Regions from separate parts of the Homo sapiens genome. Here region 2 is linked to region 1. A link is a loop called in an ENCODE intact Hi-C map of the cell type or tissue named here. Cell type or tissue: heart right ventricle. All regions are shown on one strand. Each heading gives the region's core, and the rest is flanking DNA. Links, peaks and the distances in the headings are about the cores only. Region 1 has its middle 90 kb from the start of LINC02748. Region 2 has its middle 120 kb from the start of LINC02748.

The links. Peaks named below come from ENCODE experiments on the same cell type or tissue, not always from the same donor. Only the 100,000 strongest peaks of a DNase experiment are listed, where the experiment ranks them.
Region 2: it touches region 1 in a loop (7-fold over the local background); 21 of 110 quality-filtered maps call a loop at or near these places.

Annotation. Positions count from the first base shown.
Region 1 is chr11:91,239,991-91,256,531 of GRCh38, reverse strand. No RefSeq gene overlaps it. Among named protein-coding and RNA genes, the nearest start is that of LINC02748, 90 kb to the right of the region's middle. In heart right ventricle, for the core only: CTCF peaks have their summits at 7,921 and 8,139 (motif pointing right); no DNase peak of the experiment used is centred there.
Region 2 is chr11:91,034,649-91,051,189 of GRCh38, reverse strand. No RefSeq gene overlaps it. Among named protein-coding and RNA genes, the nearest start is that of LINC02748, 120 kb to the left of the region's middle. In heart right ventricle, for the core only: a CTCF peak has its summit at 9,376; no DNase peak of the experiment used is centred there.

The DNA.
Region 1 (16,541 bases), core at 4,258-12,257:
GTTGCCATTGCTTTTGGTGTTTTAGACATGAAGTCTTTGCCCATGCCTATGTCCTGAATGGTATTGCCTAGGTTTTCTTCTAGGGTTTTATGGTTTTAGGATTTAAGTCTTTAATCCATCTTGAATTAATTTTTGTATAAGGTGCAAGAAAGGGATCCAGTTTCAGCTTTCTACATATGGCTAGCCAGTTTTCCCAGCACCATTTGTTAAATAGGGAATCCTTTCCCCATTTCTTGTTTTTGTCAGGTTTGTCAAAGATCAGATAGTTGTAGATGTGTGGTATTATTTCTGAGGGCTCTGTTCTGTCCCATTGATCTATATCTCTGTTTTGGTACCAGTACCATGCTGTTTTGGTTACTGTAGCCTTGTAGTATAGTTTGAAGTCAGGTAGTGTGATGTGCCTCCAGCTTTGTTCTTTTGGCTTGGGATTGACTTGGCAATGCGGGCTCTTTTTTGGTTCCATATGAACTTTAAAGTAGTTTTTTTCCAATTCTGTGAAGAAAGTCATTGGTAGCTTGATGGGGATGGCATTGAATCTATAAATTACCTCGGGCAGTATGGCCATTTTCATGATATTGATTCTTCTTATCCATGAGCATGGAATGTTCTTCCATTTGTTTGTGTCCTCTTTTATTTCATTGAGCAGTGGTTTGTAGTTCTCCTTGAAGAGGTCCTTCACATCCCTTGTAAGCTGGATTCCTAGGTATTTTATTATCTTTGAAGCAATTGTGAATGGGAGTTCACTCAAGATTTGGCTCTCTGTCAATGGTGTATAAGAATGCTTGTGATTTTGCACATTGATTTTGTATCTTGAGACTTTGCTGAGGTTGCTTATCAGCTTAAGGAGATTTTGGGCTGAGATGATGGGGTTTTCTAGATATACAATCATGTCATCTGCAAACAGGGACAATTTGATTTCCTCTTTTCCTAACTGAATACCCTTTATTTCTTTCTCCTGCCTGATTGCCCTGGCCAGAACTTCCCACACTATGTAGAATAGGAGTGGTGAGAGAGAGCATCCCTGTCAAAGGTCTAATATCCAGAGTTGAGTTTTTAATAGCAAAATTTTCATTAAATGTAATGAAAGAGCCAACTAAGTTATATGTATTTTATGCTTCTTAAAGTAGAAAAGGCTAAAATTTGTGACATGGTAATCGTCAAGAATTTTGCCACATCAGAAGCAGAGAGCACATTTAAAAAATCTATCTAGTTTTGTCCCTAAATCTATCATTGAGCAGCATGTCCTTCATGTTTTAGTTGATGTCATGCTATGTAGCAGTGACATGATCCTCCCATGAACATGACAAAGTGCTAGAAGAACCTCCCCAGACAACTTTCCTAGACTTCAGAGCAAATGTAAGTGTCTCTGGTGTCAGTTTGAACCCCAACTCTAATAGGCATGTCACCCTTGGACAAATTAAAGGGCTACAGATATGCAACTATATACAAAGTTGGAATAAAAATGCAACATTCACAAAGATCTATGGATAAGGATATATATATATACATATATATGTATATATATTCTAAAATAGTCTTTAAATAAATATTCTCATCATGTTCCCTTTCTTTTCTTCCAGTTTATTCCCCTCTCCTCTCTTCTGATTTAAGTGGAGAAGAATTTCAGAGATGGTTGTAGTTTCCAAACAGCCTGTGATTCCAGAATTTTTTTTTTTTTTTTTTTACTACTGAATTAAGTTAAATGTATGTGCTCCATGTAAGAACAAACAACTTCCTTGAGGAAAGATGCACCTCTTTGCACAGGGTTGTGCCATCTGGTCCTTGGCAGACCAGTGTGCAAAGATAGGGAGGAACATTAAGTTAAGCACAGCCAGAAAATGATGCACACAGTCCATATGGCTTTATGGTCTGCTCCCCGTATTTCTCTAGGCAGTGGTGACCAAAAAGAAAGCCGGGGAATAAGTTAATCTCGATTCTTTCTTCTAAACTATAAATTTTAAGAGGTTGGGTACTCTTCTTGTTTATTGTATTTACTCCTGAATGAGGTCTTATGATTGGATTGGGAGAGAATAAGTCCTTCACAATTGATTTTTATGGACCTCTTCTATTTGCCACTCTGAGGGTAAACATTTAAAGTTTCTGACAAGAAGAATTATTGTTTAATGGATGCAGAGTTTATTTTGCAAGATAAAAAAGTTCTGGAGATAGAGAGTGATGATGGTTGCACAAAAGGGTGAATGTACTTAATGTCACTGAACTGTTCACTTAAAAGTGGCTTAAATGCTGGGCGTGGCAGTGTGCGCCTGTAATGCCAGCTACCCAGGAGGCTGAGGCAGGAGAATAGCTGGATGAAACCCAGGATGCAGAGGCTGCAGTGAGCCGAGATCAAGCCATTGAACTCCAGCCTGGGCCACAGAGCAAGTCTTCGTCTCAAAAAAAAAAAAAAAAAAAAAAAAAAAAAAAAGGCTTAAATGTTGTATTTCATGTTATGTATACTTTACCACAATTAATTTTTTTAAGTTTCTGATCAGTAGGACTTAAGGGAACAAGAGTAAACAAATTCAAAAGCTAGCAGAAGACAAGAAATAATTAAGATCAGAGCAGAACTGCAGGAGATAGAGACACAAAAACACCCTTCAAAAAATCAGTGAATCCAGGAGCAATTTTTTTGAAAAGATTAACAAAATAGATAGACCACTAGCCAGACTAATAAAGAAGAAAAGAGAAAAGAATCAAATAGACACAATAGAAAATGATAAAGGGGATATCACCACTGATACCATAGAAATACAAACTACAATCAGAGATTACTATAAACACCTCTACGCAAATAAATCAGACAACCTAGAAGAAGTGAATAAATTCCTGGACACATACACCCTCCCAAGACTAAAGCAGGAAGAAGTCGAATCCCTGAATAAACCAATAACAAGTTCTGAAATTGAAGCAGTAATTAATAGCCTACCAACCAAAAAAAGCCCAGGACCAGATGGATTCACAGCCGAATTCTACCAGAGGTAGAAAGAGGAGTCAGTACCATTCCTTCTGAAACTATCCCAAACAACAGAAAAAGAGAGAATCCTCCCTAACTCACTCTATGAGGCCAGCATCATCCTGATACCAAAACCTGGCCGAGACACAACAAAAAAAGAAAATTTCAGGCATTGGCCTGTTCATCCCTGATGAACATTGATGTGATAATCCTCAATAAAATACTGGCAAACTGAATCCAGCAGCATATCCAAAAGCTTATCCACCACGATCAAGTCAGCTTCATCCTTGGGATGCAAGGCTGGTTCAACATATGCAAATCAACAAACATAAACAATCACATAAACATAACCAAAGACAAAAACTGCATGATTATCTCAATAGATGCAGAAAAGACCTTCAGTAAAATTCAACACAACTTCATGCTAAAAACTCTCAATAAACTAGGTATTGATGGAACATATCTAAAAATAATAAGAGCTATTTATGACAAACCCACAGCCAATATCATATTGAACGGGCAAAAGCTAGCAGCATTCTCTTTGAAAATCAGCACAAGACAAGGATACCCTCTCTCACTACTACTATTCAACATAGTATTGGAAGTTCTGGCCAGGGCAATCAGGCAAGAGAAAAAAATAAAGGGTATTCAAATAGGAAGAAAGGAAGTCAAATTGTATCTGTTAGCAGATGACATGATTGCATATTTAGAAAACCCCATCAGCTCAGCCCAAAACTCCTTAAGCTGATAAGCAACTTCAGGAAAGTCTCAGGATACTAAATCAATGTGCAAATATCACAAGAATTCCTATACACCAAGAATAGAAAAGCAGAGAGCCAAATCATGAGTGAACTCCCATTCACAATTGATACAAAGAGAATAAAATACCTAGGAATACAATTTACAAGGGATGTGAAGGACCTCTTCAAGGATAACAACAAACCACTGCTCAAAAAATAAGAGAGGACACAAACAAATAGAAAAACATTCCATGCTCATGGAAAGGAAGAACCAATATCGTGAAAATGACCACACTGCCCAAAGTAATCTATAGATTCAATGCTATCCCCATCAACCTACCATTGACTTTCTTCACAGAGCTGAAAAGATTGCTTTAAATTTCACATAAAAAATACCCCATATAGCCAACACAATCCTAAGCAAAAAGTAAAAAGCTGGAAGCATCATGCTACCTGACTTGAAACTATGCTACAAGCTTACAGCAAACAAAACAGCATGGTACTGGTACCAAAACAGACATATTGACCAATGGAACAGAACAGAGGCCTCCGAAATAATACTACACATCTACAATCATCTGATCTTTGACAAACTTGACAAAAACAAGCAATGGGGGAAGAATTGCCTATTTAATAAGTGGTGCTCGGGAAACTGGCTAGCCATATGGAGAAAACCGAAATTGGACTCCTTCCTTACATCTTATACAAAAATTAACTCAAGATGGATTAAGGGCTTAAACATAAAACCTAAAACCATAAAAACCCTACAAGAAAACCTAGTTAATACCACTCAGGGCATAGGCATAGGCAAAGACTTCATGACTAGAACATTACAAGCAATGGCAACAAAAGCCAAAACTGGCAAATGGGATCTGATTAAACTAAAGAGTTTCTGCACAGCAAAGGAACTATCATCAGATTGAACAGGCAACCTACAAAACGTGAGGAGATTTTTTCAATCTATCCATCTGACAAAGGTCAAATATCCAGAATCTGCAAGGAACTTAAACAAATTTAGAAGAAAAAAACAACTCCATCAAAAAGTGGGCAAATGATATAAACAGACACTTCTCAAAAGAAGACATTTATGTGGCCAACCAACATATGAAAAATAGCTCAACATCACTGGTCATTAGAGCAATGCAAAAAAAAAAAAAACACACACACAACTAGATACCATCTCACGCCAGTTAGAATGATGATCATTAAGAAGTCAGGAAACAACAGATGCTGGAGAGGATACGGAGAAATAGGAATGCTTTTGCACTATTTGTGGGAGTATAAATTAGTTCAACCGTTGTGGAAGACTGTGGCAATTCCTCAGGATCTAGAACCAGAAACACAATTTGATCCAGCAATCTAATTACTGGGTATATACCTAAAGGATTATAAATCATTCTACTATAAAGACATATGCACACATATGTTTATTGCAGTGCTATTCACAATAGCAAAGACTTGGAACCAACCCTAATATCCATCAATCATAGACTGGATAAAGAAAATGGGGCACATATACACCATGGAATACTATGCATTCATAAAAATAAAATGAGTTCATGTCCTTTGCAGGGACATGGATGAATCTGGAAACCATCATTTTCAGCAAACTAACACAGGAACAGAAAACCAAACACCGCATGTTCTCACTCATAAGTGGGAGCTGAACAATGAGAACACATGGACACAGGGAGGGGAACATCACATACCAGGGCCTGTCAGGGGGTTGGGGGTAAGGGGAGGGAGAGCATTAGGACAAATACCTAATGCATGTGAGGCTTAAAACCTAGATGGTGGGTTGATGGGTACAGCAAACCACCATGGCACATGTATACCTACTTAACAAACCTGCATAGTTCTGCACATGTATACTGGAACTTAAAGTTTAATAAATAATAATAAAAAGTAGTAGAAATTTAGGTGTGATGAGAAAATAACAATATTATCTAAAATAAAATGGGGAATGTGTGGTAGACAGGAGAGACCATGTTGGTAAAGTACATTAAGATTGGAAAAACACATCAGAATATTCACATTTTAAAACTGTATTATAAGAATATATATTTTTAATATACATCATGTATATTATAGGAATAGTCTATTACAAGAATAAAATTCTACTGTAAGGGAAAGAATATACAGAGATTTTCCTAGGATGGCATATAAACATAATCACAGAATGTTAGACTGGAGAAAATTATGATAAAGATATAAGCCATATATTGCAATCTCATTTTTACATATGAAGCAACAGGCTTAGAGAGATTCAATGACTTCTCCAAGTTCTTACGTTTTGTGAATGGCAGTCATGGTTAGTATTCACAAACTTTATAGTATATTCTTCCTAAGAAAGACCATACCTTCTATAGAAAGAAACAATAGAATCTCCTTCTATGACTAACTTAAAAAAAATTAGAAAAATCAACTCTCTTGTACATCTTAATAGTCAGAGTCTAAACATTTTGATTTATTTTAAAATCAGCAATAAACTAATCATGTATGAATCCATAAATAGCTTTTAATACTCTGAAATGTTTTTTATCTTATTAATGCTCATTTAATTGTATAGAAATGACATAAAAGACAAATACCTACAAAACTTGTGCATACAATGATAATTGCTGTGTAGCATAAGATCTTTAAATTAGAATCATTAACAGCTGGTTTAAAATATAGGAGAATAAATTGGATTCCATTACATGATCCATTTTCACATATAACTTGACTTCATAGTTAGGATGCTTTAATTCTTTCACCCTTTTCCAGTTTTATTCCCGAACAACGTTAATCTTGTTTTTACACCCAGTATGAAAGTGGTCACTGCTTACAATTCTCCTGTTCTTCTACTCCAGATTCTCTGGTTCTTTCATTGTTTGTCCCAGGAACTTTGCACTTGTTTTTGTTCATACCTAGAATTTTTTCTTGAGACTCCTGCAAAGCTGCCTCTCTCTTATTATTGATCTTCCACCTCAACTCTCACTTTATTAGAAAAGTTATACCTTTCTCACTTTATTTCAGTTTCTGCTTTCTGCATATTTTCTATTGCATCCCTTTTTTCACTTTACATACTACTTTTAACTATCTGAAATTTTTAATTTGATCATTATATGACTTCCCTCTAAGACTAAATTAAACATATGTTCTTTCAGTTTTTGGTTTTACTTGATTTCATTTCCCTACCTTCTCTAGGACATTTAGACTCTTTATCGTGGCATTGTGGGGCTGCTATTTCCTAAGGTAGACATTGCACTCACTAATACTGCCCAAGACACTTTCTTAGCATATCATCTCATTGGCTCATGTGAAGCCTGTATGCATTAAGGTTTTCATGCAAGTTGCTATAAAGACTCTTCTCCCAAATTCTATAGATATTTAATTAACTTTTAAGCAAATTTAAGTGAAGGACTTTATAATTAAGTGCCATAAGAATTTCAAAATATAAGCCAAATCCTTTAGCCATGTCCTTTAGAAAGTCTCTGTAGCGCTCATCTATCGAGAAAGCAGACAAGAAATCCAACATATAGCCCTGTTTAGTTTGCATTCCTTTTTACTTACTGAGCATACCTCATCACTTTAACTCCCCTGTGAAATTATGTTTCATGCATCTAGGAACTCTATATAATACCCATACAAAGGCTGCATTTTGAGTGGCTTGGGGAAATATTTTCAGAATCTTGTTTTGAAAGCAAAAAATATAATAGTGGTGACTCTAGGTGGAATGGCAAATTGCTTGTGTTATGTGTAAGGGAAGCTGTTGGCATGACTGGTGGAATGCTCTTTAGCTATTTGTGAATAAGAGATGCTGTTAATATATTAGATATGGTTCATCTTCCAACTCAACCCATGCCTAATTACACTGTATTGGAAGTTAAGTAGACACTGAAGTTAGGGATGTGGAATCACAGGCAGTGTATCCCCATTGTGATTTCTCCCTAGCACCACACAGTTGTGTTTTTTTAATACTGTAGGGAACTTCATAATTATACATTTTCTGCCTCTGAGAGATCCAGTGTATAATTACACAGTTCAAATACAACAGTGCTGGTTACTGTCAAATGCATGTAGCTACATGGGATTAAAATGTATTTAACCCTAATTGCATAGAAATTAGGTGTTTCTATGCAATGATGGGACCTATTACTTATTTTATTGTGAATGTGAAATGTGCAGGTATAATCTACTCCATTTATATGTGAAGGCAGTGTCTATCTCTGTATGTGACATTGTACAAGAATCCAGTTAGTGTAATGCTTTTGATATTTTAACACATACTTTATAAACATTATACAAGAAAATGAATAAAATCTGCAGTGGGATGTATCTTGGGTACATAGTGCATATTTATCACTTATATATTTTGGAGTTATTTTGCTGTTTTTTCTTTTTCTTTTTCTTTTTCTTTTCATTTAACAAGAACTGTCAGCTAATCTCATCGGTAAACACCAGATGGCGCTGCATTGAATATCATTGCCTTGGCAATTTTCCGTGAATGCTATAAACATTCTGGAGGTGAAGTGCATGTAAGAAATAATCTTGTCCAACTCTCATTTCTCAAATGAAAATACTCAAACTCATAGAGGTTACGTAATTTTTACAAAATTATGTTAAGTGTAAAAGTCTGACACTGCATTCACACCTTGCTGGGTTTTGCATATCCTATCCTATATTACTTGGGACCATGGTTTAGTTGCACTAAAGAAAAAGTAGCACAAGGATAATGGTCAAATTTTAAATCTATGATGTTTCATTTACTAGCTGTATGACAAGTGGGAAAGCCATTTAGCCATCTTCACCTTTAGTTTCCTCATTTGTGGAAAAAACGAAGGATTCAAAACATACTTACTTTATAGTTTTATGTTGATTAAATGTAAACTCTGTATTAAATAGCACAAAATATGCTACACAGGAGATGCTGTAGATATGATTCCCTAGATGAATTTAAGGCACCATACATATTTCCTCATTTTCATAATCCCAAAGCCTTTATTACATACTTAATTTTACTTTACGCTGTATTTAAGATAATTTACCTTTTGCTTTTTAGGAGCTTACACCACAACATAGATATTCTGATGTAGATATGTAGACGAACAGCAGAGTTCAAGTACTCCAAGGAAATAATAAGTAGAAAGATATTAGGCAGTGATGTGTGAAAGGGATATGGTGTTTCAGCTTGACCAGTGCAGGCAAGGGACAATGCAAATTAATTCTCAAGTGGGTTACTTAAAAGCAACTTCACAGGATTGGACTCTCAGACTGTCCACTGATTGGCTCTTTTAATCTCCACTTCAGCTGTGTTCAGCCCATGCATTCTACTCACATTCTTCACTATTACCGCATGCTGCAAACTCTCCATTAGAGCTTCTCCTTTGGATTTTGGTGTCATCTGCATTCTGAATCTAGTCTTTGACAATAGTTAGATTTATGTGCCTAGCCTGGCACTTTTCTATTGTGGCTCCAATTTATTTACATGTAAAATGAAAGGCTGAACTAGATAGATGGTGTCTCTCTGAAATTATGTAGTTCTATTTTTCTCCCGCTCTAGTCTCCAATGACAAACCTTCTCCCCTCCACACACACATGCAAACGTAAGCCTAGTCCAAATGTACTTTCTGGTGGGTCTCAAAGCTCTCTAAAGTGCCAGTATTGTATCTCTTGTCTTCTAGACATTGTTTAATCCTCTCCCACAGTCACAGTACTTTTTCATGTGACTCGTTGTGGCCAGTGAGATGTTAACAAAAGTGATGCAAGCAGAGACTTAATAAACACTTTTTTAATTGACTTGTCTTTTGGAAAACTCGTTTGCAAGCATGAGATCACCATGCAGGACTCATGCCAGAATTGTGGATAAATAGCAAGGGACCTAGACAATAAACAATTACAATAAACAAAATAAATAACAGACATATGGCTCACCCAGCTGTCCTATCCAGCCCCAGCCATTGAAGCCACCTCCAAATGACACCCTAGACCTTGTGATGCCCCCACCCTCATGTCCAGCCCTGTAGTGCTGCCCCATGGTGCCTCTACTCGTTCCAGTCCAATCTGTGGTAGAATCCAGAGATCCTGCAAATCTCTGACTGGTAGAATATAGAGCAAATAGAATGATGGATGTTTTCAAGCTATTAAATTTCTGAGTGGTTGTCACACTTCAGTTGATAACCAAAACAATGTGTAACCTTGTTGACTAGTTTTGGCTTAGCCTCTCTAAGCCTCAATTCCCTCATGTGCGAATGAGGGATAATAATGGTACCAATGTCACAAGATTAGGGTTATTAAGTGAGAATTCATGTTATTAATATGTAACAAATAGTGATTAAGGCAGTGATAGGAATAGAGAAAAATCTCAGTATATAATACTGGTTATTATTAAAGGAAAACACTGTCATGATTTGATAGATTTTGTCCCAAAAAAATCTCATTCAAGTAAAATTAAGGATTGGTTATTAGAAGGTTAATGAAATAACTGTAGTTAATCTGCACAGCTGGCAATTAGAAATTCCAGTGTGGCCTTTGTGACCCAAATATTTCCCAGTTCCAACTGCTGTTTAGTGTACCTGCTGATATTTTTTAGCTGTACCTTAAAAATGAATGGGAAGGACTTGGAGTTTTCTAAATGTTTGGGACTTCCAAAACTTCCCAGTTAATTGACACCTGTTTCTCTCACTCTATTGAAAGACACTAGGTCAAGAGATTAGTAGATTACTGGTGACATGAGGACCCACATTTTACTTCCTTGTTTCCCTTCTTTTTTTTTTTTTTTTACCTATTCCCTCCCTTCTAATTTCTTTATCCCAATCACATTTTCACCAGGTATAAAAACTTTTGCCTGCCTCCATTTGAGAACCAGGTTTGGGTGAAAGAAATGATGGGCTATTGCAAAGCATGTTTAGGTTATGTTATCATGGTGCTTTATTGCATTATAATTCTTTGTTATTATTACCATAATAATATGCTAACTATTTTACACATTTTGTGTATTAGAATACAGATGTAATAAAATGTATACATTATTACTATACACATATTATATATTAAAAACTGCATATCAATAATGTTAAATCACATGCCTGAAATAGCATAATGAATAAGATTTGAACTGGAACAGACAATCATCTATCACTGATGGCATTTTCCCCATGTATATAATTGGGACAATTGTACCTACTACTACAGTCATTGTGAAGATTTTTGGTAATAATACATGTAAATAGCCTATGATAGTGCCCAGTATAGAACTGTTACAGATCTACCTTCTTCCACTCTGGAAAATATTCCTCATCAAATATCCAGGACCTCGTTAGTGGTACTTTGTGTACATGAGATGATCCCATCATCAAAGACCATGAAAAGACCTCACATGAGTCCTTATGACAACTTAGCACTCTATAATGCACACCTGAATTACCTAATATATAAGTGATAAGATGAACATTTGCATTTTTATTTTTGGAGTTTGTTGTTAAATTACTGACCTGGATATCTCTTCTGCTGCAAGCACCATGCTCTGGAGTTTGTTAAGTCTCCTGTGCATTGTCGCTACTTCTATAGATCATTTCTGAGTTACTTTTTATTTCTACAGTAAATTAGATTGAAAGACTGCTAGTGCTGCTCAGTGCACCCAGGAGACAGCTGTAACTTGATCAGGGTCATGCAGCCAATCAGTAATGGAGGGAAGCAGAGGTAGGAGACCTCAGAGGAGAGTATTATTAGGCCAATGATAAGCTGTTATTTGGTCCTCTGGGGAAGCAGGTCATTAGGTAGGTATCAAGGCGAGTAACATGATGCACTTGCCTGAATCATATCACTGAGTGTCTCTTGGGAACCAAAGCATCATGCACCATGGCGTTCTCTCATTCTAAAACTGAGGCTGCTCTGTCGAAGGCAACTAACATTCTGTCCTTTCCCTGGTTTCCCTACTTCTTGGTAGCCATTCTTAGGTTCACTTAGATCAAGCGAAGGAGCCAGGACAAAGCCCTGACAGGCTAGCCTGGATACTTTCCTATATTTTATGTGTGTTTTCATAGTATCATAGAATCAAAAATTTTGAGGCCAGAGTTTAATATCATCTGACATGGCCATTTCACAATACTTAAATTCTCTCTGTAATAATTCTTTTGGTAAACATTTAGTCTTCTACTTCAACACATTTCTTGTAGGGAAATTCATTACCAGGTAAGTAGTCCATTCATTTCTTCAGATTTTTCTAATTCAATAAATATCTTGCTTTCCTTAAATTTTACTTATTTGTTTCTCTATTATCTTTTTGTCATTAATAAATCATCAGATATCTGAAGTACACAATCAAGACTTTTTCTCATTTTCACCACTCTTCATGCTTTCCAATGCCAAGGAAAAAAAAATCTACAGTTCTAGTAATTCTTTATTTCTCATGTATTATGGTTTTGAATTTCCTCATCAGTGTTATTTCACACACACAAAAAAAATATATATATATAGCCTTTGGAGTCAGATCCGGCTCCATTTCTAGCCATAGCAGTAGATTTGCGATTCAGTACAAGTTACTTAAATTTCATGCCCTTATTTCCTCTTCTGAAAAATGAGATGAAAATATTTTATAATTTGATGTTTCAGGCATTTATCCAACTGACTAGTTTCTTTGTTGGAGGAGCCATATCATATGGTTGATTGATTAGGAACTTATATCAACTAAATACCCTAGATTTCCTTTCCATTTTTTTTTTTTTGTCCTTAACTCTGACCTCCTCACCTCATACTTACATAATTGGTGTTCTAACTTAACACAGTTATTTTTACTTTTCTCAAGTTTTAACTCAAAAGATTCATCCAGGAATACAGAGATTTAAGAATTGTTTCGCTATTTCTGACTAGATAGCCATATGATTGGCATTGGCTCATATTTTTATTAGGGAGTATGTGGTAGGTTAGCTTGATTGCTTAATGAAGACTACAGAAACTAAGTGCAATCCTTGGGTGGGTAACTGTTGCAGTCAGAGACTAAGCAGGATCCCTGGCTAGCCTTCTTGCAATTGCACAACAATGGTGTCATAGTGATATATTGTGCCTGGATTCAAGACTGCAGCTCATAAATGAGTTAGGGTATATTTCATGTTTATGTGTGAAGAGCAAATGTTTCTTCAACAGTAGGGTCCTCATTTGAATTAGCATAGGATTTTCATTAAAATGGACATTTTACTGTTAATCTCATAATTCGTTTATTTTTTGGAACTGGTGATATGACCCCTGAGACTCCTTAAATTTATAAAACAGCAGCTTATTGCCACCCCTACTCCAATAACAAACAGGTGGGAGTTACCAGGACTGCTAGTAAGAGTGATATATGTATATGACTTTGCTTTATTTACTCATTCAAATGTACTTGCAAATTACTTTACTTGAGTTTCATTAAGAAATTTGAAGTGACCAACACATTCCACGGTGAATTTCTAAGTAAGTTTCTGGATATTCACCTGACCCATTTTAGGCTCTTTGTGGATAAGCCTGAGTTATATTGTTTGATTTTGGCTTTCTGCATTCCTTGGCAGGGTAGCTATTAATACAAACATCCCCCTTAGTTCATTTAAATAAATGTGTGGTGGTGCATTTTTGACATATTATCTGATGTTGCAATCTTCTAAAACTGTATAAGCTGTTTCACTATTACGTCTTGCTTCTGGCCTTATCGTATTTATAGTTTTCCTTTACCATCACCACTGTCTTTGAAAAATGTTTTATATGTTATCAAAACCTTTGTATGTCCTTAAAACCTTGTTTTCTTTCTGTAAGTCTCAACAGTTTATTTAATTCCAATATCTTGGAGACTAGCCATCTTATAAATTTTCCTAGATGAAATTTATGACATCCAAAAAGTGAGTTGAGTGTTGAATTGCCTGAAGGATGTGATGTTTTAAGGACTTCTTTTGTGGATATGAAGTCATGACTGGAATAGCAAAATCTTTATTTTGTGTCGAATCTAAGTTTGCTTCCATTAATAGGAAATTTGCTAGATAAACTGCATTTATCGTTAATATTTTTATGTAAAAAAGGCTTTCAATGTTTAGACACAATCTGTTTTCAATGCTTAGCAGTGTGTAATTGAATACCAGATGTTAAATACTTGCAAAGTAAATTTTTAATGCCTATTTCTCTATAGATCTGTGTACACTTAAAAATGTTAGTCACATATATTAACTCATTTACCATAATAACTCTGTAAGTGGTTATTATCACTTCAATTTATAGACGAGTATAACTAAGTCTAGAGAGGTCAAAGGATGGGCCTCAGGTCATTCAACTATTAAAGCAACTGAGCTGAGAGTCAAATTTTAGTTTTTTTGACTGTCAACAAAATGTTATTTCAATTCTGCTGGCTGTATATTTAGGAAAAGGTCTTATTCTTGGCCCTTAAGGGACAAAAGACTTGTATATAAATAAGACAATCCCCAAAATACCAGAGGTATAAGATAGAAAAAATAAATAAATGCTGAAAGATTGTTGCAAAATCAAATATAAAGAAAAAACTGTCCTCTCTTTACGATAACATTTATAAAAACAGATTTAATTTTGTGTCAATGTCCCTGCATCTCCTGGAAGATTATTAGCTCCCTACGTTCTCAAACCTCTTCTGCCCTTCTCACAGTTGTAGTCCCAGTGACTAGCGCTGTGCTTGGCACACAGTATGCAATTAATAAAGTTTGCCATATGAATGTGAAATGCGTGCTATGAAGGCACATAGGAATTTTCTCTTTCCTGAATTTGCAGATGAGAACCCCACAAAGATTATAAAATCTTAAGGAGCAAGGAGAAAATAGCCCATGATCTATGCTCAGCCCTAGGTTCCGATTTTGCCATCTTCCTTATTCCTTGAGTGAACATGAGCAATCCTAACCCAGAGACTTGCTGGTTTAATGAGGGTAATCATTTGAAAGTAAAAAATGCAATGTTCTCCTTTAAATTTTGTAATACACATTCTTTATCCTTCTCAGGTCTTGGCTTACATCTAACTAAGGAGAGTTTAGAAATGCAAAAATAAGGAATACAAATAAAACAAACAAAAACATATTTGTGACTTGTATTTAAAATTATAATTCAATAAAACAATTCTCCAAGTTTTATACAAAATAAGATTTTTCAAAATTCCCAAATTGCATTTTAAATATCAAATATTGAAGTTCTCAGATTATTGCATTAGCCAGAATGGAAGAAAAAGTAATTATATAGAAATGAATCAACCTTTCTGGCCAAATAGATTATGGAAAGGAAGACAGAGATCTAGAGAGTTAAATGCATCTCTATTTTGTTTCCTTATACTGGCTTAGACTCAGGGAATATGAAGATGCTAAGGATAAACGACAGCAGTACTATTGCAGAAGTATTTTTAGCCGCTGTCACTAGATTACGATTCTGGAAACAAATTATTTCTCTAGCAGCTATAACACCAAACTGGGATACAGCCATCTAAATTTGGCATTTCAGAGCTTTTTTCAGTTCCCAGTGACATGAAAACTGACATGAAAGCCAAGAAGATTCCATGGATTCTGCCCTGGTGGGAAGAGGCACCACTACCCCAGAGACCAGTGGGCCCACAGGTTTGATAAAGTAAAGAAGCTATGCAAGGATTTGCAGCCAGCAGGAACTAAAGTAAGACCTTCAAATGAAGTATCACCATTCTCTGATGAAACAACATTAGAAAGACTATGGGATGTAAACCCCAAATTTCAAGCATGGAGATCATTAATGCTCTCAGTGACCAGAAAAATACAGAATACAGTAAAAGGATATCAGAAGAATCTGAAGATCTTGTCCCTCTCAACTATAAAATAAGCCATAAAATTTCATAAACCACAACTCTTTCATAAAAAGCTAGATGTCTTTTTTTTTTTTTTTTTTTTTGAGACAGAGTCTTGCCCTGTCACCCAGGCTGGAGTGCAGTGGCATGATCTTGGTTCACTGCAACCTCCACCTCCCAGATTCAAGTGGATTCAAGTGCTTCTCCTGCCTCAGCCTCCTGAGTAGTTGGGATTAGAGGGACGGGGTTTCACCGCGTTGGTCAGGCTGGTGTTGAACTCCTGACCTTAGGTGATTTGCTTGCCTTGGCCTCCCAAAGTGCTGGGATTATAGGAGTGAGCCACTGCACCTGGCCTACATGTCATCTTAATGAAAGCATCAGGGTCCTAGAGAAAGAACTGATAAATTTTAATCATATAATAATATTACCTAGAGGGATTATTTAAACTACTTAGCAGGCTAAGTTTATCAAATGGGATTAAATGAAATTTCTTAATTTTCTTTTCTTTCTTTTTTTTTTTTTTTTGAGACAGAGTCTTGCTCTGTCCAGGCTGGACTGCAGTGGTGTGATCTTGGCTCACTGCAACCTCTGCCTCCTGGGTTCAATTGATTCTCATGTCTCAGCCTCCTTAGTAGCTGGGATTACAGGCATGCACCACCACGCCCAGCTAATTTACATATTTTTAGTAGAGACAGGGTTTCACCATGTTGCCAAGGCTGGTCTCGAACTCCTGACTTCAGATGATCTGCCCACCTTGGCCTCCCAAAGTGTTGGGATACAGGCGTGAGCCACGGTGCCTGGCCCCAAATTTCTTAATTCTCTAATTAAATAGAAAGTGGCATTTTAAGTAAGAATAGGTTCATAACAGACTGAAAGTACTATTTTTATTTTTTTCCCATAGGTTCCAATTGTAGTGCAATTGAGTTTTGAGACTCATTACATTAATAAAATATGGATTTTTTTTGAGTTCTGTTTTCTCAACATCGGCAATAGGACAGCTGAAGTTAGACAATCTGCATTTTGTGTATGTTTGTTATTGTCATAAGAGCAATAGGTTTTTCCAGTGTTCTTATCCCTT
Region 2 (16,541 bases), core at 5,227-13,226, 210 kb after region 1:
GGTGTGTAATGTTTTGGTGCTCCAGTTTACAAGGAAAGCTTTTCTTATTAGATTCCTCATTTTGAACAGGCCCCCAACTTTTTTATCTGTATCTTTCAAGGCTATTAAATCTAAAGCTCAGCTTTTCCAAGTTTGAGAACTGCCCTGAGACAAAGTAGCTCTGGTGCTTTGCTTTCCTCTACGAATTGCCGTTTTTAATTATAATTAGCCTGATGATGTAATCGCTTATTCTATAATAATTTTAAGAAGATTTAAAAAAATATTGTAAATAGAATGTCACTTAATGATGGATGGGGTCTTTATACTTATACCCATTCAGTTATTTCATCTCCTCTTTTCTTATTTTAGGTATTTGTTCTTTCCTCTTTTTTTAATGGACAGGAAATAAATCCTAATGGTTATTGATCATTTTATTTCATTTTATTTTTATTATTTTAATTGATAGATGATATTGTATATATTCTTGGTATATAACAGGATATTTTGATACATGTATACATTGCAAAATGACTATATCAATTTCATTAACATTTCCATCATATTACATACTTATTTTTTTGTGGTGTGAACATTTATAATCTATTCTCTTAGCAATTTGCAAGTACATAATATAGTATTACTAACTGTAGCCACCAAGCCATACAATAGATGCCCAGAACTTATTCCTCGAGTTTAACTGAAACTCTGTACCCTTTAAATAACATGCCCCCGTTTCCTGACATCCTTGCCCCTGGCCCCAGCCTCTGGTAACCATCACTGTATTTTCTGTTTTCATAAGTTGGCTTTGTAAAATCCCAAGTATAAGTGACATCATACAGTATTTATCTTTCTGTGCCTGTCTTATTTCACTTAATATAATGTCTTCCAGTTTCATCCAGGTTGTTGCAAATAATGGGATTTCATTATTTTATAAGACTGAATGGTATTCCATTTTGTATGTATACTACATTTTGTTTATCCATTTTTCTATCCATGGACACTGAGGTTGATGCCATATCTTAGCTACTGTAAATAATGCTACAGCGAACATAGGAGTGCACATATCTCTTTGACATAATGTTTTTATTGCCTGTGCATATACACTGAAAAATAGAATTACTGGATTATATGGTAATTATATTTTTAATTTTTTGAGGAATCTCTATACTGTTTTTCATAATAGCTATGCTAACTTACATTCCCACCAACAATAGTCAAGGGTTTTCTTTTCTACACATCCTCACCATAATCTGTATTTCATCTTTTTAATAATTGCCTTCTAACAGGTATGAAGTGGCATCTCATTGTGGTTTTAATTTGCATTTCTCCAATGAGTAATGATGTTTAATATCTTTTCATATACCTGTTGACCATTTGCAAATCTTGTTTTGAAAAATGTCTCTTCAGATCTTTTGCCCATTGTTTAATTAGGTTATTTGTTTTCTTCCTATTGAGTTGAGTTCTTTATATATTTTGAATATTAGCCATTTATCAAAAATATGGTATGCAAATATTTTCTCCTTTTTCTTACATTGTTTTTTCACCATGTTTATTGTTTTCTTTGCTGTGCAGAAGCATTTTAGTTTGATACAATCCCATTTGTCTATTTTGTTGTTGTTGTCTGTTCTTTGAGGGTCATATCCAAAAAATCCTTTCCAAGACCAACATCATGAATTTTTTCCCTATGCATTCTTCCGGTAGCTTTTCAGTTTCAAGTAATACATTTAATTGTTTAATAAATTTTGATTGACAAATTTTAGAATTGTTTTTCTCTTTCTGTGAAAAATATAATTGTAATTATGATTGAGATTGCATTGAATTTATAGATTGTTTTGGGTAGTAGTGACATTTATAACAATATTAATTCTTCCAATCCATGAACATGGGTATCTTTCCATTTATTTGTGTCTTCTTTGATTTCTTTAATCAGTGTGTTACAATTTTCAGTGTAGAGATCTTTAATCTCCTTGATTAAATTTACTCCTCAGTATTATTTCTTTGTAATTACTGATAATGGGAGTCACTTCTTAATTTCTTTTTCAAATGGTTTATTGTTAGTATATACAAACGCTACTATTTTCGATGTTGAAAATTCTTTAATATTGGATAACTCATCATGTTATCGGTGGAAGGTATCCAACTTACCAGCAGCAAATCTGGGGTCTGCAGCAACCTCAATTATTGCCTCCTCAGAAGAAGAAATTCAATTGAGGGGCATACGGCAAAAAAAGAAGCCCAAGTTTCAGAGTAGGAGTGGAAATTTATTTAAAAAGGCTTTAGAACAGGAGAGAAAGTACAGTACAGTTGAAAGAGACCCTAGCACATGACTTGAAGGACAATTGCAATTTTTAACCATGATCCTGGGACTTTATAGGCTGGCCTCTTTCCCATGATTTTTCCCTTAGGGTGGGCCGCCCACATGTGCAGTGTCCTCCTTACTCTTGGGAGGTGAGCACGCACACTGTGTTTAGGAAGTGTAGGCATGCCCATCTGAGGCTTTCTTCCTTTGCTGTGGTGTGCCTCCAGAAGGTCATACTCTGCCATTTTGTCTCTTCATGTGTAGGCCCAGGAATTTGCTTTTCCTTGGTGTCTGCATGCAATTAACACTTTAGTACCACAGGTGTGCACCATCAGGAATTGGCCCCTCCCTGGCTCAGGCTGCCAATTTATCACTTTTATAGATAATATGATAATTGCCAAACAGTCACCTGACATTCCCAGTGGGTCAAGGGAGAGCCCTCCCCTGTCCCGCTCATGCCTGTTTAAATAATTGTGACAATCATATGTCATTTCTATCAATATCATCATTCAGCTTAATTCACTTTGTCTTTGGGATATTCAAAATCATGTCATAACACCACTTAAAAGCAGCCAAGTTATGTTTGGGGGTGATATGGTTTTGATATTTGTTCCCTCCAAATCTCATGTTGAAATGTGACCACCAATGTTGGAAGCGGAACCTAGAAGGAGGTTTTGGATCATGGGGGTGGATCCATCATCACTGGCTTGGTGCTGTCTTCATGGTAACATGTGAGTTCTCACTCTGTAAGTAATTTTGAGGACTGTTATTTAAGAGTCTGGCATCTCTCTGCACCATCTCTTGCCATGTGACATGATGGCTCCCCCTTGCTTTCAATCATGATTTTAAGCTACCTAAGGCCCTCACCAGAAGCAGCTGACAGGACCACACTTCCTGTATAGCCTACAAATCTGTGAGCCAAAATAAATTACCCATGCTCTGGTATTCCTTTATTACAATGAAAAATGCCTGACGCTGGGAGTAAGATATTCTTTTGCTGAAAATCTAAATTTCATAACATAGAAAACAATTATCTTTAAATTGATATTTTAAACTTGAAGGATTTCTTTTGTAAAAGAGAGCTAATGCCTATATTTGAGATTTTATTTCTTAATATAAGAAACATAATAAGGTCTTTGTACCTTTTAAAGAATACAGTTAGATGACAGAAGAAGAAAACAAAACAAAACAATGAGCTATACCTGAGGCTCTGACTCTAGCACTTGGAGTTTAAATCGAAGAGGCAGCCTGAAATGAGAAGCCCGGACAGCTCTGTGCCTTGTCTTACAGCATCAGCCTGACCTCAATGTAAATTGTCTTTAGATAGTGGGGTCAAATGAGAAAATTTTTAGAGAAGTAAAGAAAACACAACTTTAACTAGAAGACGGCTGCCCCTGGGGATTCATTTGAATCTTTTGAAAGCTTTACTTGTCTACTGTTGAGAAAGCATGAAAAGAGATATGCCTCAACCATTCATGTCTCTGTTCTCAATAGATACTACTCTGCGAAAGAAAGAACATATTTTTGTATTCTGGCTTTAAGAAGGTCAAATTTGATTTCATTGTAATGTCACTATTACATGCATTGCCCGGCAGAGGAGAAAGGAAAATGTTTAAATGAGGACAAAGTCCTAGGGTACTCCCCTCGTTATGGAATAAGTCTGTTGCTCACAGGATTGAAAAATGTATTGGGACTCACTTACAAATAGAGTATAGTACAGGTTATATTTTAGTTGAATAATCACATCAAAATTAAAATAAATATCCAGATAGGGACAGGACAATAAAAAAAATAGTTGGCAAATATTGTTAAGGACTTAGAAAAATATCCAAGACTGTCAACATTATGCACCAACAATATTTAGAGAATTTGTATGTATTTTCATTACTGATTTGTCAACACTGATACAGGATTTGACCTGACATTACTAATGTCATCATTAAGATTCATAATCTTTCAACTTGCAAATAACAGCAATATGAAAAGGACTGCTAAAAAAAAGTGCTGGCTCTTTCTAGAAGTAAAAAAAAAAAGTATAAAAATCTAAGAAAAGCATGAGATCCTGAAAATGACCAAATAAGAAATGAGACTAGGCTCCTAACCCTGATTTTGGTCTAACACGTGGCCTTGGGCCATTAACCTCACCTCATGGAACTTCAATTTTATATAAAATTGAGGAGAGAAAAGTTTATATGTTCAATACTGTTTTACATGCATTACCTTCTTTCTAAGGAAAGTATGATTTTTTCTATTTTATAATTATTAGGAATAAGGTTCAGAAAGTTCACATGCCTAGGAAAGTATACCCAGTGAGTCGCAAAGTTAGGTTTCTAACCCAGTTACATTAGACAACAGAAGACACATTACTTACATTATATTAAAGATACTTACTAAGGAAGTGAGTTTTTTCCTGAATATTTATGCAACATAGATAATACGTAACATATGCATGATTCTGGTAGCCAAGTAGTAAACATAACAGGCGTATTTGACTGCAATTTCATATTATTGATGGGAAAACAAGCACCCATTAGAGGACTTCCGAGAGCCCGAGTAATTGTCCACATCCTAACATCTCCATAAAATCACTATAAATCAACGTGAAGAACAAATAAAATAATGAAAATCCACACTTTCAAGGAAATAATGCAAAATGAATTATCTGAGAACATAAAGAGTGAGAACAATCAGGCATATTCAAAAAAGAATTAACTTAGAAGAGGAACGAAGCAAAGGTTGTTCCCTCACTTTTTCTGGCTTTTATTCTAAGGGCAAACCATAGACACAACTTTTTGGACTTCTGAATTCCCAATGGAAAAACCATGGTATTTAAGCCTTAAGACTTCAAAATCAAAACGCGGAGTATCCACAATGGCTTGAAAGTGAAAGGAAAGTTCCAAAAGGGAACTTTTCATTCTCACTGTTATTCTGAGGTTTCAACAGATTTTACACATTTTATAATTTTTGCAAATTATGCGTGCCTGAGACAGACCAAAAACAGCCCAGCTAAGAATGAAAGAGATGAACTGAAGTCTGAACAGACATCCAAATGAGAGGTTAGATTTGAGTTTAAGCAACTTAATTGCCTACCAAAACAAATTAGAGAAAAATAAAACTTTGGTAGATTTATAATAGAATCCACAGTGTACAGGATACGATCAAAATTATTCAACATATTAAGAATATACTTAACTAAGGTGAACCAGATATTGAAGTTAGCAGCAAGTATTTTAAAGCAGCCACAATAATCATGCAATACTATAAAAGAAAATGTGTTCTCCATGTATTAAAAAATAGGAAACTGCAAATAGAAAAATAAAAATTATTTAAAAAGAATAAAAAGATTTTACAAGTAAAAATATCTATAATGAAATTTAAATATCTGAAAAGAGTTACAACATAGAAAATATGGGAGAGGAAAAAACCAATGATCTTGAAGGCAGAGCAATAGAAGTTACTCAATTTGAGCCAGAAAGAGAAGAAGAAAGAAAATGAAATGCAGAATCTGTGGAAAAATTTCAAGAGTTTAATATGTATGCAACTGACAATCCAGAAGAGAAGAGACACAATAGGATTAAAATTAATAAAAATAATTAAAGAAACATCATAGAACATTAGCCAAATTTTAGTGAAATACATAAATTTATTCATGAAGCTCATCATACACCAACAGTATATATAAAGAAAGAACAGTATACACTGAGAAACAAAGATAAAACAAATTGTTCAACAACAAGAGAATAATAACACCTTACAACAAATTGGCAAAAATTAAAAATCTTGATTTTGTTAGTAATGCTTTGGGGAATCAGGTACTCTAATATTGTCTTTGTGAGGCTGCAAAGTAGCTGAATTTTTATAGAGGCAAATTTGCCAATATTTGAAATGTACACGTGTATTTACCTTTGGTCTACTAGCAATTCTACTTCAAAGACTTTATCCTGAATACACACCTCCAGAAAATATACAATGTTATTATCTGCAGAATTATTTGTGATAGTAAATTATTGAAACAAAAATTCATTTGCCCATCTAAAAAATAGTTGAATATATTAGAGAAATGTGCACCTGTAAAAAATAAGAATGATCTTTGTGAATTACTGTGAAGCTTTCAAAATATAATTTTTAGTGAAAAGTTAAATTATGAAAAATAGAGACATGATAGATGAAGATACTTATCTATACATCTATATGCATAGTATATCCATAAGATACTAGCTACTAAGGGAAAAATGATAACTATACACTAAAGTAACCTATCAGAAAAGACATGAACCAAAGGATCTAATACACAACATCACCATTAATTGATCAATCAGCAAAAGTGTTATTATGCACCAACGACACATCACTAATGTGGTCTCTCTGCAAAAAGTGCATATCATGAATCTTATTATGAGGGAACATCAAAGACAATCTGTGTTCAATTTTACAAAATTAGTAATTTTCATTCATTATAAATACCAGAAAAAGGAAAGACTGAAGTTTGCTAGATTAAAATGCACTGAAGAAACAAGCAATGCATGATCTTGCCTTGTATCGACAACCAGAATAAAAGCATAAATAAAAGTATAAATCACAATATTAGAAATGTGATGATAATTAAATATGGACTATGAATTAAATAATAATACTCTTCATTTTAATTTATATGATTTTCACAATTTTACTATTATGTAAAAGAAAACTCTTAAGATATAGATAATATATTATATATTATCTATATCTTAAGAGTTTTCTCATACATATAATTACCTTTTCTGATGTGTTGTATCCTCATTGGTGAAATTGTATGATAGTTCCTTATCATCTTGCAGATGTAATATCTGAATAATAAGATATATATTATATACATATATTATATATATGTGGGAAAACTCTAAATTCCACAGGAATGTGAATGTGGGTCATTTGAGAGTACAGAGAATATGCTTGTGCTTTCCAAGATAAAAAGTAACTGCAGAAAAAATCAAATGACAGAATATGAAAAAAGGACACCTGGAGCCAAAATAATTTGGGAATTATCAGGTCTTGATTACAAGAGGACATGCTTGGCCCAGTAATGTCATGAAGGGAATGGAAGTGTAAGCTCCTTGCTGACTAAAAGTGTAGGCTGTAAGTCCTAAAGAATATTTGAGATTTGGAAATTGAGTGTTTCATTCCATTTTCTTCCATGTAGAATATGCCTCCCTTTCATTTTAGTAACTCGTGTCAAGATGTAACAGTAGAGTGCAGGAGCAAGAGATTTGTAGTCAGGCAGTGCGGACTTGAACCCACCTCATAGTAATTTTGTGAATTTTCTCAAATTCCCTGACTTTTCTGAGCTCCTGATCTGTAAAATGGGGAAAATAGCAATTTCTTCCTGCTTGTGAGGCTAAGTTGTAATAATGTATATAAATTACGTGTATATAAATATTAATAATTTAAACTGTGTACCATGTCCATTCATGTGGACAGCCCCAGGATGCCTACCTGATATGGTCTGGCTGTGTCCCCACCTAAAACCTCATCTTGAATTGTAATCCCCATAATCTTCATAATCCCCACGTGTCAAGGACAGGACCAGGTGGAGGTATTAATAATTGGATCATGGGAGCGATTTTCCCCATGCTGTTCTCATCATAGTGAATCTTACTAGATCTGATGGATTTATAAACTTCTGGCATTTCCCGTGATGGCACTCCCTCCATCCTGCTGCCCTGTGAGAAAGGTGCCTGCTTCTCCTTTGCCTTCCACCAATGATTTTAAGTTTCCTGAAGCCACCCCAGCAATGCAGAACTGTGAGTCCATTGAATGTCTTTCCTTTATAAATTACCCAGTGTTGAGTATTTCTTTATAGCAGAGTGAGAATGCACAAATACACTACCTCTTACCAAATGTTTGAGATGTTAAAGAGGCAAAGTTTTTCTCCTGTCTTCGAATATAAACTTCTAAATATCAATAAAGAAGGTAGGTGAAAAAAATGAAAGAAAATATTGATACTAGTAACTTGTATTATTTTTCCTATACAGGGCTTTCCCACACACATATCCCAAATTGTATAAGATTCAGGCTATACAAACCCTGCATCAGCCTTCTTATGGGATCATAATTTCTATCCTGGGGAGCTGAAACGCCTCTTCGGTGTATGCAAAGTTAATTACTTTTCTGATCTGTTGTATCTTCATTGGTGAAATTGTATGATAGTTCCTTATCATCTTGCAGATGTAATATCTGAATATTGAAAAAACTGAATTAAAACTATATATAATTGTTTACATGTTAACTGTAATTTTTGATGTGGCTTACCTCCAAATCTCTGGTTCAATTACTTCAGGACATTGGTAGAATGGCATGGAAGTGAGGAAAATGCTTTTTTGCTAGTTAATACAAGTAAGTGTTATTTTATTTTAAGATGTTATTAATAGCTCACTTGTTTTGAAACAAGCCATGATTTGGTTTTGTTGTACTGGATTTCTTTTAATTGTTCTACACTGTCTTGTAATCACTGACATGAACTTGAGAGACAGAGAAAGGAAATATACAGTTCAAGGTCTTCAAGTAGAGCAGAGAATAAGAAAGGGTATGGATTCAGTGTCCTATAACCTAGATCATCCACCTTGACTAATTGACAAAAAGATTTTATATATTCAGATAAGACACATTAACAAAAGGAAGCTTAGAAATGTACTTCCCATGCAGAATACGTGGCAATAAAATAACTCCTTAAGATGCAAGAGCCGAAATTTTACCAATACCAGATGTATGGCAGATTTAAGAGAGAAAACCAAGTGACAAATATACCCCATATTTGATACATTATTGACAAATTCTATAATACCTGCTATGTCACAAAATGTTTAGATAACTGTTCATTAAATGTTTAAAAATCTCTTATCTGCCTGACCTCTCAGACATCCAATGTGACTATGTTAAGTGATAGAAAAATCATGCCACATTGTTTTTACAGAATCCTGGATTTGGAAAGGAAATTTAAACCATTTGTTTACTGCACCTCAGAAATATAATCTATTCTCTATAACTGTGCTCCATTGAACACCAGTATTTGGTAAAATACTGACAAGTGTTTCTACATTATAAAGCAGGCCATCTTGTGGTTGAATGATCAAATTCAGCTATAAAGTACAGTTTACTAATATTAATGCAAAATCCCTCTACCATCCAACTAATCATATTTTTTTGTAGTAACTTAAACACTTCTCCTTTATCTAATTTTTTTAAATGTATGCTGTAGTGGATATTGTGGTTATTCCCTCAATATCCATTCTGCTCCATCCCATTGTATAGCAACTATACTTACTGAATGAGGTTGACTTCAGCAGGACCCTGAGGGTTCTAAGCCATCACTACTGTCTCCAATGCCTCATCTTAGTCCTTCTCACTCTCATCTCACTTCGAGTCTCCTAGAATCACTTGTCTCCTCCCTGATTCCAATCCATCCTTCATGGAACCCATTCTTCGGCAGCCCAGATGATCTTCAGTAGCACAAATCATACTGTTACTTCTCTGTTTTATTTGTGCACAAAATTCTACAACTGTTTTGCATTGCTCTTTGAATAAAATCTATTATGTTTTTCATGGATTGCATATCCACAATGTGACCCACTTTCTTTCTACATTCCTAGACTCATCTCATAACATTCCACAACTAAACCAGTATTGCCTGGCCACAACAGCTTCCTTTTCCTTTCAGTGAAGAACTCAGCTTTTTCTCTACAGATAGAATGTTGCAGTTGTCATTCTTTTACCTGGATTTATTTTCCCACAGCAGTTCATGAGTCTCATTCATTCTCATTTTTCAGATGTGAACAAAATGTAGTTCCTTAGAAGAGTTCCATGACACACTAGTATTACTAAAGTACTCCCTCCGGGGTACTGTATTTCTTGTTCACCAGTTTATTTTTTTAATGGAACACTGCATAAGAAATAATAATATTATATGATTCTTAACTTTTAAATTAAATATCTCACCCACTGGGAATGTGAGCTGCATGAAAATAGGGGATATTTTTGTTCTCTTCACTGCTTTGAAATGAGCACTTGAACAATGACTTTTATATTGTGTTTTGTTACACACCAACACATAATTGTTAAATGCTGAATAAATGAATGGAACTAGCATATAATATTTTATTATTCCTATCAGTCATATTACTAAATAACAAGTATAAATTTGTATAGTAGATAGAGGGCAGTAGTAATAGGAGACAGTGCTTCTAATAGCACATCACAAAATATTAAATTATTTTCACTAACACCATCAGGGTACAGTTTAGCATGAAACAGTAAATTAATCACCTGTCCCATTTAGTATTCCTGACTACACTAGCCTATAATAATTTCTACCTGTGAGCATCCTTAGCCTTTGCTAAATATACAACTCATTTGATATTGGCACACACTGTCCTTTGATATCAAGTATATTAATGCAAATTGCTCTCACATTTATAATTGCTTCATGTTTATAAGAAAGTGTCACATATAAATTCTAGCCTATTATGAGCTGTTATAACCTTCCAAAGCATTCTGAAATATAGGCAATGCTAATCACTAGTAAACACTAGTTTAAGACATAGTAGAAGCCAGAGGAATGAAACAAGGGAATAAGGAGAAATGTATTAAACATTTCCTATTAGCCACAATGCTAAGCATGAATGAGTGGAGTAAACACTAGTTTACTAAATAGTAAATAAATATTTTACTTGGCCAGGTGTGGTGGCTCACACCTATAATCCCAGCACTTTGTGAGGCCAAGGTGGGCGGATCACAAGTCCAGGAGGTCAAGACCATCCTGGCCAATATGGTGAAACCTTGTCTCTACTAAAAATACAAAAATTAGATGAGCATGGTGGCGCATGCCTGTAATCCCAGCTACTTGGGAGGCTGAGGCAGGAGAATCGCTTGAACCAGGGAGTTGGAGGTTGCAGTGAGCTGAGATTACGCCATTGCATTACAACCTGGTGGCAGAGTGACTCTGTCTCAAAAAAAAAAAGTATTTTACTTAATGAATATTTTAGTATTGCTTTGATAAATTAGATGTTTGTACTTTTCTTGGGGACCTTCCTTACCTTTTTCAATCATAAAGCCTATCAAAAAAAAAAAGATTTTTATTTTTACATGTGTCCTTCTATCCTCATTTTCTTCTAAGTGTAGAAACCAAAATTAAACAAAGGAAGATAACTTAGAGGTTTTCATTTCACAAATCTCTTTTCACTCACACTAGGTATTGTGCTAAATTTGGAGATATAGCTGGGAACAAAACAAATGACTTTTTTATTGAGATATACACTTTACTTAAGAAAGTAACAAAAAAACAAATACATACATTAGACAGAGTTTTTATGTTTTACTTTTTATGAGATGGAGTCTTGCTCTGTTGCCCAGGCTGGAATGTGGTAGTTTGATCTCATCTCACTGCAACATCTGCCTCCTGGGTTCGAGCCATTCTCCTATCTCAGCCTCCCAAGTAGCTGGGATTACAGGCACACACCGGCATGCCTGGCTAATTTTTTGTATTTTAGTAGAGACAGGGTTTCACCGTGTTGCCCAGGATGGTCTCGAACTCCTGAGCTCAGACAATCCACCCACCTCGGCCTCCGAAAGTGCTAGGATTACAGGCACGAGCCACCACGCCTGGCCAGAGTTTTTATTTTTTTGCTTTTGAAGGCAAGTGTGAAATGATCCCTTTTGTTGAACTGATGGAGGAGTCTAGGCTTTAGTCGAATAATCCCACAGGAAAACCAAGTTGGCCTGTATAATAAGATTGCGCTAGAAGGAGAAACAAAAGAAGCAGCCTATGAGGACTGTTTGTGAGCAAGCTTAAGAGATCTTGGATTTAGGGTGAATGTTTTTATTAGCAGCTGTGTTTGAAATCTACATTGAGAATAAAAGTTGAAGAATATATATTTCTGAAAAGTTTTGCAACGTAACTAATTTATCATTAAAATATTTATTTGACTTTTTTTCATAAGTGTCCTTGGTTGCAGCAGTGATGTTCTATTGAGCCTAGTAGCACAAAGCCTAAATGGGTTACATTGAGTTAGTTCATACTTAGCATAGTAGCTGATAGGTAATATTTAATAAATTGGTCTTCTACCCTTGTTTCATTCCTCTGGCTTCTATGATGATTTAAACAATCATGATTCTTTATGGTTAAAAAGCTTGCTAAGCATGTCATAGAGACCTACCTCCATTTCTCCCTCCTGCCTCCTAGTCTCTCTTTACTGACATCCTCCCTGATATGGTTTGGTTCTGTGTCCCCACCCAAATCTCATCTGGTAGCTCCCATAGTTCCTACATGTTGTGGGAGGGGCCTGGTGTGAGATAACTGAATCATGGGGGCAGGTCTTTCCTGTGCTCTTCTTGTGATAGTGAATAAGTCTCATGAGATCTGACAGTTTTAAAAACACTGGTTTCCCTGTACGAGCCCTCTCTTTGCCTGCGGCCATCCATGTAAAACATGACTTGATCCTCCTTGCCTTCTGCCATGATTCTGAGGCCTCCCCAGCTGCTTGGAACTGTAAATCCATTAAACAGCTTTTCCTGTATAAATTACCCAGTCTCAGGTATGTCTCTATCCGCAGCATGAAGATGGACTAATACACTGCCTCTTTGCTTCCTAATATTTCTTAAACTCTTATAGTGGATCAAGCAACACAAATTTCCCAAAACATCAAAATAATAAATGGAATTCCTTCATAGATATTTTGAATCTCCCAAGGTCTTCAGTGTTTCATTTAACCTGACAGTCCCCTAGTATTTTCTCAGAGTCCTTTTTATACTCATCATAAATTATGAAGTTTACGTTTGTTTCTCAAAGCAAAGCTAAGTTGATAACACTTTAATTTCCAAAATTATAATTTTTTTCTTCTTTTAGAAAGATGAATATACTATTAACCTCATCTGTTTCTTGGTTTGACATTTTATGAAAGTGTCAATTACCTTCTTTAGAAGATCTCAGGGGGCCTTGCCCTACTCACAACTGAATAATTAGAACTAAATATTAAGATACTGTACTCTCTATATAAATATCTGTACATGGGTGATGTGAGTATATAGGAGAAAGACACAATTTAATAAACTCTGAGAATATCATAGGCACCAGGCTGAAAACTACCTATAGTTTTTTGGGTTTAAATACATTATCTTTTTTTTATTTTTTGTTATTATACTTTAAGTTCTAGGGTACATGTGCACAACGTGCAGGCTTGTTACATATGTATACCTGTGCCATGTTGGTGTGCTGCACCCATTAACATGTCATTTACATTAGATACATCTCCTAATGTTATCCCTCCCCCTTCCCTCAACCGCACGACAGGCCCCGGTGTGTGATGTTCCCTTCCTCTGTCCAAGAGTTCTCATTGTTAAATTCCCACCTATGAGTGAGAACATGCCGTGTTTGGTTTTCCATCCTTGAGATAGTTTGCTGAGAATGATGGTTTCCAGCTTCATTCATGTCCCTACAAAGGACGTGAACTCATCCTTTTTTATGGCTGCATAGTATTCCATGGTGTATATGTGCCACATTTTTTTTAATCCAGTCTATCACTGATGGACATATGGGTTGGTTCCAAGTCCTTGCTATTGTGAATAGTGCCGCAATAAACATACATGTGCATGTGTCTATAGCAGCATGGTTTATAATCCTTTGGGTATACACCCAGTAATGGGATGGCTGGGTCAAATGGTATTTCTAGTTCTAGATCCTTGAGGAATTGCCACACTGTCTTCCACAATGGTTGAACTAGTTTACAGTCCCACCAACAATGTAAAAGTGTTCCCAATTCTCCACATCCTCTCCAGCACCTGTTGTTTCCTGACTTGTTAATGAATGCCATTCTTGCTGGTGTGAGACGGTATCTCATTGTGGTTTTGATTTTCATTTCTCTGATGGCCAGTGATTATGAGCATTTTTTCATGTGTCTGTTGGCTGCATAAATGTCTTCTTTTGAGAAGTGTCTGTTCATATCCTTTGCCCACTTGTTGATGAGGTTGTTTGCTTTTTTCTTGTAAATTTGTTTGAGTTCATTGTAGATTCTGGATATTAGCCCTTTGTCAGATGGGTAGATTGTAAAAATGTTCTCCCATTCTGTAGGTTGCCTGATTACTCTGATGGTAGTTTCTTTTGCTGTGCAGAAGCTCTTTAGTTTAATTAGATCCCATTTGTCAATTTTGGCTTTTGTTGCCATTGCTTTTGGTGTTTTAGTCATGAAGTTTTGAACATGCCTATGTCCTGAATGGTATAGCCTAGGTTTTTTTCTTGGGTTTTTAAGGTTTTAGGTATAACATTTAAGTCTTTAATCCATCTTGAATTAATTTTATATAAGGTGTAAGGAAGGGATCCAGTTTCAGCTTTCTACATATGGCTAGCCAGTTTTCCCAGCACCATTTATTAAATAGGGAATCCTTTCCCCATTTCTTGTTTTTGTCAGGTTTGTCAAAAATTATATGGTTGTAAATGTATGGTGTTACTTCTGAGGGCTCTGTTCTGTTCCATTGGTCTATATCTCTGTTTTGGTACCAGTACCATGCTGTTTTGGTTACTGCAGCCTTGTAGAATAGTGTGAAGTCAGGTAGCATGATGCCTCCAGGTTTGTTCTTTTGGCTTATGATTGTCTTGGCAATGCAGGCTCTTTTTTTGGTGCCATATGAACTTTAAAGTAGTTTTTTCCAATTCTGTGAAGAACGTCATTGGTAGCTTGTTGGGGATGGCATTGAATCTATAAATTACCTTGGGCAGTATGACCATTTTCACGATATTGATTCTTCCTATCCAAGAGCATGGAGTGTTCTTCCATTTGTCTGTGTCCTCTTTTATTTCATTGAGCAGTGTAGTTGCATTGAGTGAGTTGTAGTTTTCCTTGAAGAGGTCCTTCACATTACTTGTAAGTTGTATTCTTAGGTATTTTATTCTCTTTGAAGCAATTGTAAATGGGAGTTCACTAATGATTTGGCTCTCAATTTGTCCATTATTGGTGTGTAGGAATGCTTGTGATTTTTGCACACTGATTTTGTATCCTGAGACTTTGCTGAAGTTGCTTATCAGCTTAAGGAGACTTGGGGCTGAGATGTTGCAGTTTTCTAAATACACAATCATGTCATCTGCAAACAGGGACAATTTGACTTCCTCTTTTCTTAACTGAATTCCCTTTATTTCTTTCTTCTGCCTGATAGCCCTGGCCAGAACTTCCAACACTATGTTGAATTTAAGTGGTGAGAGAGAGCATCCCTGTCTTGTGCCAGTTTTCAAAGGGAATGCTTCCAGTTTTTGCCCATTCAGTGTGATATTGGCTGTGGGTTTTTCATAAATAGCTCTTATTATTTTGAGATATGTCCCATCAATACCTAGTTCATTGAGAGTTTTTAGCATGAAGCGCTGTTGAATTTTGTCGAAGGCCTTTTCTGCATCTATTGAGATAATCATGCTCCTGAAGGAAGCACTAAACATGGAAAGGAACAACTGGTACCAGCCACTGCAAAAACATGCCAAATGGTAAAGACCGTTGATGCTAGGAAGAAACTGCATCAACGAATGAGCAAAATAACCAGCTAACATCATAATGACAGGATCAAATTCACACATAACATTACTAACCTTAAATGTAAATGGGCTAGATGCTCCAATTAAAAGACAAGACTTGCAAATTGGATAAAGAGTCAAGACACATCAGTGTGCTGTATTCAGGAGACCCATCTCACGTGCAGAGACACACAAGGTCTCAAAATAAAGGGATGGAGGAAGATGTACCAAGCAAATGGAAAAAAAAAAAAAAAGCAGGGGTTGCAATCCTGGTCTCTGATAAAAGAGACTTTAAACCAACGAAGATCAAAAGAGACAAAGAAGGCCATTATGTAATGGTAAAGGCATCAATTCAACAAGAAGAGCTAACTATCCTAAATATATATGTACCCAATACGGAAGCACCCAGATTCATAAAGCAAGTCCTTAGAGACCTACAAAGAGACTTAGACTCCCACACAATAATAATGGGAGACTTTAACACCCCACTGTCAATATTAGACAGATCAACGAGACAGAAAGTTAACAAGGATATCTAGGAATTGAACTCAGCTCTGCACCAAGCAGACCTAATAGACATCTACAGAACTCTCCACCCCAAATCAACAGAATATACACTCTTCTCAGCACTACATTGCACTTATTCCAAAATTGACCACATAGTTGGAAGTAAAGCACTCCTCAGCAAATGTAAAAGAACAGAAATTATAACAAGCTGTCTCTCAGACCACAGTGCAATCA